Linked DNA regions of Homo sapiens: region 1 is linked to region 2. Evidence: chromatin loops called from intact Hi-C (ENCODE). Cell type or tissue: PC-3. All regions are shown on one strand. Links, peaks and the distances in the headings refer to the core of each region. The heading gives the core; the rest is flanking DNA.

Region 1 (4,409 bases), core at 283-4,282, 110 kb after region 2:
CTCATGTGAAAAACAATAACGACAACTTGTTGTACTACGGCTACAAATAGACACCTAATATCTTATTTTGGACATCAAATAAGCCTAACACATTCTGGTATACAGTAAAATACTTCAGATATATTTGTTCTTTCTCTCTTTTTTATATATTAGATTTTTGAGAGTAACTACATTAGGATTTGGATTTACTATTAAAAATTCAAGGTTTATAAAGAGCCTGGCCTCAAATGTTCAGGGTGACCTTGCTCCCACATTTTCTATGAAGCCTAAGGGTTGACCCATCTTCTCTTCTATCTCTGCTCCTATCTATCTTTTGAGACTGTTGGAATGAATCCTGGAAACATACTCTTCTTTCCCTAAATTTTTTTGACTGTTTTGAGGATGTTTGTAAGACTTTAACTGGGTTGCAATGTGGTCAACTTGTAGCTCTGATAACCAGAAACTAAGTTGAAACAAGAAATTCTTTAGGTTATATTGCTCTTTATTCCCTGGTCTGTATCTTTCTACTAAACTTGTGATGTTTTGTAGAAAACAGACTATATCAGGAACAACAAAGAATCACCAAATGCTGCACAATTGACACTGAGAGTACAATTCTCATTTGAACTAGTGACCCAGAAGTGGCAATTGTTTGCCAGGAACTCTTTGTTTAACATCAAAGCATAACAAGCTAACACCAGAAGTGTGCGGTCTTCTGCATTTTTTTTTTAAAAAAACAAAACAAAACAAAAAAAACTTCTGAAGGAAAAGAGATACAGAAGATAACTATCAGTTTAATTCTAGTTCTTATTAAAACACACATACACACACACACACACACACACACAAAGAATGTTAAGTTGAATTATTTTCCTAAATAATTATTTTGGAACAAGAAAATGATGATGACATGTTTATTATTTCCTCATTCAAGATGATAAATTATAACATAATTCATTAATTTAACTGTCTCTGAATTGCTTTAGTTAAGGTATAAAATTCTTACAACTTAAAAAATTCAACAACTTCAACTATACTATCATGTTTAATCAGTTTTTTGGTTTTATAATATTTTACTTTAGACAAATTTCAAATTAAAATAAATGAATAATACATTAATGAGATTTAATGACTCTTAGAGATGAGGTTTCTGGCACTTTCCAGAGTAAAAAAAGAAAACTAAAAGATTTATCTCAGTCTTGGCAACATGAAAATTACAGAAAGAAAATTTAGTTCAGATTAAGAAGACTTTTGTTCTTTTGTCTCCACCATTATTATCTCTGTGATTTTAGCCAAACCACTTAACATTCTGTAAAATTGAGATGTTATTTTCAGCCCGGTCTACCTCTCATGATTTTTGTAAATATTACATATACAGAGACACTTTAAATTGTAATATGTATAATATTATATGATTGTTTTTATGCTGGTTGCTAAATATAGGCTCAAATTTCCTTCATTATAATGTATTTCAACCATTCAATTTTTATTTCATAAATTGAAATCCAAGTAGATATCTGCAGAGTACAATGGAAACTATACAAGTATGTAAGGCAATCGACTTGGTAAAATATTGAGGGATCATTGCTGGAAACTACTCTTAAACCATTTCGTGTAGCCACAGCCACAAATCTTGCACCACAGACATTGATCAAGCCAGAGAATGGGGTTGTGATTAGAATGGCATACCTATGGAACTGATGGGAAATTAATTTTGGAGCAAAGATTTCCTATCTAATAAGACAAGGAGAAAAGTTTATTTGAAGTGGTGCAGTCAATTGTTTATCAGAAATTTGGGTTATAGATTCATGTAAGAATTAACTTGTTATAAGTTGGTTGGACCTGCCTCACACATTCTATTCAACACAGAAATTCAAGATAGGCAGTATTTCTTTTAATTATCAGCATGGGATATGGAAGACTTATAATAGGATTCCAGTTTGATAAATGGTATAATTTTGAAGTTATTAAGTAATGTGTGTTCTTTTCTTTTCTGCTTTTTTCTCCTTCCTCTTTTCTACAACTGTTGAGTCTATAAAAATGAAAATTCCAGTTCACTAAATCTCTCTTTAGCTAGAGATATTCTAGTCTGCAGCCTTACTATTCCATTGAGCTTTTAAGTTACTCTCTTTTACATTTTAAAACTCCATTTGGTTAGTTTGCAAATCTGTGCAACAAAACTTTATAGTTATTCGTTTTCTTCCTGTATTTTCAAGTTTGTCTTTTATTTCTCTAAATAGTAGTAAGCATAAATTTTTATAAAATACACATTTTTAGTGTCTTCTCTCTAATTCTGTTGCCTTTTTTGGGGGGTGATATTCTCACTTGTGGTGACTGGTTTCCTTGGTGCTAAAATTTTTAACTATTAGCTATTCAATTTTATTAGAAAATTATTTAGGGAAATTATTTTTGGCCTAATATTATGGTAGGTTTCCCTGGAAGGGATTAATGTTGCTTTTACCAGATATTTTGGAGCATATCTAACTAAAGGACATATTAATTTAAATGGATACTTTGAGGTTTTCTGGAGCACACAGATGGTATAAAATTGAGTTGGAAACCCATGTAAGGGATGGCTTTCAGTGGCAGGCCTTTTCCCCTCTGCTCTCCTCAACAATAAAGCATTATATATCTCAATTTATTATTTACAATAATAAGTAAAAATGACAAACAGGTTTGGGAACAAACACAATTGACTCATGGTAAGTATTCAACTCGACTGGTATGGGCATTAGTCATTAAGATTTACAGAGTTTCTGGAGCAAGTTGCTTCGTCTAGCAAGTCTGGTGAGTTTAGGTAACATAATTCTTCCTACCTTTCAGTTTGGCTGGACTCCAGGGGAATTAAGGTGAAATTACATGACCTAAGAATAAACAGGTTGGTTGGGAAACAAATCATGAAATATCTGAATTGTTGTTAGGATTTATGGGTACTTTTGAGTTGGTTATGGAAAATCATTAACATTTGTGTAGTTTTTGCTTTAGAGTGGAATAAAATGAGAGCTCTTCCTAAAACTAGTTCACCAAAATGAATAGAAATGCTTTAATTTTAATTATTTATGGAAATGTGGAGATAAAATTATCAGAGTTCTATTACAGTAAGTCGGATGAGAAAGAAAGCTTTTCAAATAAGGTAATGTTCCTGAGAGTAAATAGGAGGGGCTGCTATGAAAGTCATTGTAGGGTTTCTGTAAAAGGCACTTAGCAAATGATAGTATCTATGAGAGAGAAGAGTCAGAGATAAATAACGTCTATCATCAGTAACAAACCATGGCCTTAATCATGGGGCATCACACCATCCCAATCACTGTGTTACCAACTCATTAAGATTAAAGGCAACTATAAGGAACTAAGTGATAATAGATCAATCATCTCTTAAAGGAATGAATGAATTCTCAAAGTCTAGGACTGGAAAATATCAAGACAGAATCTGTTTTCTTGTTTTCCAACGTCAGTTCACATGAACTTGGGAAAAAACCTTCAGATAGATAGATGATAGATAAAATGAAAGACAGAGAGATTTATTTCAGCATGAGAGAGTCTTTCCTATTTGATGTTTATTTCTTTTACTTCATTAGTAATTTGTTAACAACACTAAGTATATATTTACATTGTAAAAGACATGGTAGGGGCTATATGTTAAAATGTCTGGTCAAAAGTAAATAAACTTCCTTAATTGCATTTATAATTGTTATTATGACTACTTCCACTTCCACTCTCTCTGGGAAGGTAAAACTTCTTACAGGTTAAAAAAGGAGGAAAAAAATACCCATAAAATATCTCCCTGCTTAGTAAAACAGCTGCTGCTCCTGACTGCTTCAGTTTATGGTTGAATAAAAATTAAATACATGATACCCTGAAGAAAATTTTTCAATTACATAAAATGAATAAACCATGAAGACAGAATGAGCTACCACCAACTTATCATACATTACTTTCACAAAATAATTTATATTATTTTATTTTCTTCAATCTTAATTTTAAGACAGAGCCTATAACTGTGCAATGTAAGTGGAACATTTTTATATATTAATTATTAATTATGTGACGATCAACCTAGTCATTTAAGTGACAATGCAAATTTATCCTTAATATGACTGGAAGTACAGATTGACTATACACCCTCTGTGCCTTTGTTTTCTCTTTTGGATTTAACTACCATATGGCTTGTGACAACCAGGAAAAGTGAAATAATTTACTAGGTTTAAAGATCAGACATGTTTAATACTTGCACATTATACGCAATCATATAGTTTGTTTTGGTCTTGTAATTGTAAGTGTTCTTTTTATGTTCTACGACTCTAGGCTAACTATGTCACATTCCTAAAATGGATACATGGATTATTTTCTTTTTTTAAATTTTTATTTCAAAACTAGGAAACAGGTGGTGGTTGGTTGCATGGAAAAGTTCACTAGTGGTGATCTGAGAT
Region 2 (4,409 bases), core at 330-4,329:
AAACTGGAAACAATCTAAACCTCCATCAAAAGACAAGTGGATAAATCCACCATGGTATATTTATACAATTGATTACTGTATAGTAATTAGTCTGAACTATAGCTCTGTACAAGAACACAGGTGAATTTTGACTGGAAGATTAAAACACAAAAAAGTACAAACTTCCTGACCCCACCTATGTAAAATCCAAAACCAGGCTGTGTGTCCAAAGTCAGAAAGTAAGTATACTTAAGGAAGGAGAGTGACTAGGAAGGACATGATGATGTCTTCTATTGTGTTGTCAATGTTATTTTTCTCAATCCAAAAGCCAGTTACATGGGTGCATTCATGTTATTAAAACCCATCAAGTTTTACACTTCCAGTACTCATTTTATATAGGTATGTTATATGTAAATAAGAAGCTTATTTTAAAAATTATAATGAAATATGCATACATTGTAGTTTTATTAAACGGATTAACATCTAGTCAGATGTTTCTTAGCCATTTGATACTTTCTATTTTGATGCGACTGTTCAAGTCTTTTGCTCATAATACTAATAATTATTATTTTTACTGTTTTGACATTCATTATTTTTACATTTTAAGAATTCTGTGTATACAAGCTTTTTGTCAGATATGCATATCATCTGTGGCATTTTTTTTTTACCAGTGTTATTAAGTGGATCTTACATATGATGAGAAAGCATTTTGTAGTCTATATGGCTGTGGCAACATTACTATTGTTGCACAGGAAATGTGATTACCCAGCTATAAGTGCGTGGGGTTATAATATGAATTCTGACCCAATAAAATGTCACCTTGTACTTCCCTGACCTCTTTTCAAATTTCTTTCTTGGCGGTGTTTAGAGAACAGCTTGATTCCAAATAAAACCCTGTTCCCAGCTTTATGAATGCCAAGAAAGCCATTTTAAAATGTTGTCCCCAGATTCACTTTCAGAAGAAAGTAACTCTGCTTCCCCAATATAAAGTTTCAAGAGGAAAAATGAACTAAGTATTCCAGTGATCTTTAGGATCCTTACCTATCTCCAGTTCCTCCACTCTCTCAGGACAAATGAAATTCTGAGACAATAACAGAGGAAATGACAGCAAATATTAAGAAGAGCTTACAATCAGCAAGAAGATCCAAAAATCTACACTTCAAACCTTTCATTACAAAGAACTGTAACAGCTTCAAATAGTAGTTAAAAGCTGGACTTTGGAAGCAGAACGCATGAACAAAAATTCTAGCTTCACCAGTTACCAGATGTATACAGTTAAACTAGTTTCGTTCTTTAACTTTCTGAGATTCCTTTTCAATAAAATAAAGATAATATTCTAACAAATAAGTTTGCTGGATGATTAGTACTCATAAAGTGCTTAGAAAATAATTTGAAATATAGCAAATGTTTGCGAATTGTTACCTAACTTATTTGTAATAGACAAAAACCCTGAAATTTCCCTTCCTTCCCTCCCTTCCTTCCTCCCTCCCTTCCTTCCTCCCTTCCTTCCTCCCTCCCTTCCTTCCTTCCCTCCCTCCTTTCCTCCTTTCCCCTTCCTTCCTTCCTTCCTTTCCTTCTTTCTTCTCTTGAAATTGGTGCTCCTGCTTACCAGGCAGCTCTCCTCCATAAAGCCATAGCCTCCTTCCTTCTTGAGGCTCAGCCATCTTCGACTCTTGCTTCTAACATTTCTATGCTTATCTCTGCTAAGCTTGTTAAAGAAAAACAGCATGAAGGGCTGCATGCAGGATGCTGTGTAGTGGTTTGTGTCATTTTAACTCACACTCCTTTTACTTGAACTCAGTCATGTCTATTCACCTAACTGAAAGAGAGGGTGAGAAATGTATTCTAACCAAGTGTGCAGGAAGAAAAGAGGAACGGGGTTTGAGAACACCTGGCTAGTTTCTGCCTTAGTCTCTCTTTTGTTTCACCCATCCTCCCCTACAAGTAATTATTGTTCTTTGCTAACTCATCTGTGAAAAATTGTATAGAGTCAAAAATAAGCATTATATACTGCATGAAGCAAAATTATGACCCTTTGATGAGGCTGAATGACAGAAAACAAATGTGCATTGGTGTGTATGTGGGAGTTAGAGCAATAAGAAACTTATTTCTTATCATTTACACTGGGAAATCACTAACAAATACGTAAAAATGAAAAATTAAGAAATGTTCATATAAATGTGTCACTTGGAATGAAGGTGAAAACCAGGAAAAATAGCTACAAATAGTTGAAAGTAATTGTTTCAGTTAGTAAGAACCTGCAGTAGGGAAGTATGGAGCAGGATCCTGCTTTTACATTATAAATTTATTAATTTTACTTGACTTTTTGACTGTGTCTGTGTGCTGTTTTGATTAAACCAAAAATAAATTGAATGTACAGAGCCAATAAAATTAGGGAACCATGAGAGGCATTCGAATTGACAGGTCAGTCAGCAGGAAACTTGGAGACACATAGGTAATAAAGTTTAAATTCTTGTGACTATAAGAGAGAGAAAAGAAATTAATAGATTGTGAGAGGTGTTCAGATAGAGAACAATGACCAAGATCATAGGGAGAAATTTTTGTGCCTTTAGGCTATGCTCTGATTGTGTGAGACGGAACACTTTGTAGAGACAGTACATGCCTGTCATTTCTCCTGGTGCTGTGGTTACACATTGTGAAGGCTGATTTTAGGTATCAACGTGCCTGGATTAAAGAATACCTAAAGAGCTGGTAAAGCATTATTCCTGGGTGTGTCTGTGAGGGCGTTTCCAGAGGAGGCTCATGTGTGAGCCTGTTCAACTGGTGGAGACGATCTGGTCTCAATGTGGTCACGCAATTGGCTGGGAGCCTGGATAAAACAAAAAAGGCAGAGGAAAGGCAAATTCACTCCCTCTCTTCTGAGGCTGGAACAACCTTCTTCTTCTGCCCTCAAACATCAGAACTCCAGGCTTATATATATTCCATTGGTTCTGTCTCTCTGGAGAACCCTGACTAATCCACACAGAATAAATAAAGTTTCAGAATCCAAGTTGTTTCACCTGTCCTGACAATTGAAATTCTATACTGGAACATTATGGTGTTTACTCTTCTGTTGATTTTTATGAATTCATTTAGGTTGCAGCATTTGCAGCTGTGTTGACTATACTTCTTAACCTTGGCTGCTTTTAAAACGTTTACCTTACCAATGGGGAAAATAGAGAAAGTCAATATTTTCCAAATGTGCTGCTTTAATAATTAGGGGGAAAACATCTATTACATGAACACTTACTTGGAAGGATTTTAAGTGTGTTTAATATAGCCATCAAAGAAAACTGAAAAATATCAAAAATTATTTAAGAAAAGCAAACTTGGTACTTAGAGAAATAAAACAATTTTGCCAATATCATAATTTCCAGGCCAGTTGATTCCTAGAACCATTTAATGAAGTCAGACATTACAGCAATTACAGAGGGTTATATAATTAAAAGACTCAAGAGATGCCACAGAGCACACAAACATAAAGCTTTAATAAAGACTAATAATTCAATTTAGCCAGAAAAATAAAATATCAGGCAGATTATAGGCATGCAGGCATAGCTTCCAGGGTCCTATCTCTGTCACATGGGATAAGCGCTATCTCTGGATCACAAACCATCAAGATAAGTGTGATTGCCTCTGTCTCAAGGATACCCAGTCTTGTGTTTACTAAGAGTCATTGATGCAGATACAACACTAACAACTTAGTCAAACTAGGCTGTGTAACCAGATGCACCAGGTTTAGACCACCAATCTACATATTTACGATAATTTTGACCAGCTGGTACAAGATACCTCCAGGGGAGTTTTGATCTTAGCACATTACCAATCATGAGCTAGAATATTTCATTCCTATCTTGTCCAAGAGTCAATACCATAGTTCCAGACATTTTTAGGGATAAGCACGGAGCTACCACAGGTGATTTACATATACATGATGAATCAGAAACTTCAATTTACCAAGTGGATGTGTGTGTGTTTCATTTTGTTTTTCTGTGTGAAGTTAGAATGTTGCAATACTAAACTAAGGGAAGATAAACATTTGCAAAATGCAGTCAAAGATACACAGGAAGAAGGAAAGGAGGTGATGATACACATACAAAACTTTCCTTTACCTTAAATAGAATATACTGTATTAGTTTTAAAAATGTTTTGCCATGTTCTATTTATATAAAAATATATTCTAAAGAAGTAGCCAAGAAATGGTTGCTGAGAAAAAAAAAAAAAAAACAGCAAGAGTTAATGTTCTTACAGAAATGCAATGGCAGTTCTAAGGTGTGACAATGGAAAAGGAAAATGTCCAAATCATTTTCAGACCATACTATCTCTGGCTAAAAAAAAGTCTTAGGAATTTGAGGAACAGAATAATTGCTATAATTTTCACCTGTGGAGTTTCAAATAAGGGATATTCAAAAAGCTTCATTTATTTCATT

What was found. Peaks named below come from ENCODE experiments on the same cell type or tissue, not always from the same donor. Only the 100,000 strongest peaks of a DNase experiment are listed, where the experiment ranks them.
Region 1: it touches region 2 in a loop (8-fold over the local background); 1 of 110 quality-filtered maps calls a loop at or near these places.

What each region holds. Positions count from the first base shown.
Region 1 is chr3:176,165,826-176,170,234 of GRCh38, reverse strand. No RefSeq gene overlaps it. Among named protein-coding and RNA genes, the nearest start is that of MIR7977, 350 kb to the left of the region's middle. In PC-3, for the core only: no CTCF peak of the experiment used is centred there; a DNase peak (open chromatin) is centred at 2,774; H3K27ac peaks cover 1,123 bases.
Region 2 is chr3:176,272,726-176,277,134 of GRCh38, reverse strand. No RefSeq gene overlaps it. Among named protein-coding and RNA genes, the nearest start is that of MIR7977, 240 kb to the left of the region's middle. In PC-3, for the core only: no CTCF peak of the experiment used is centred there; no DNase peak of the experiment used is centred there; H3K27ac peaks cover 668 bases.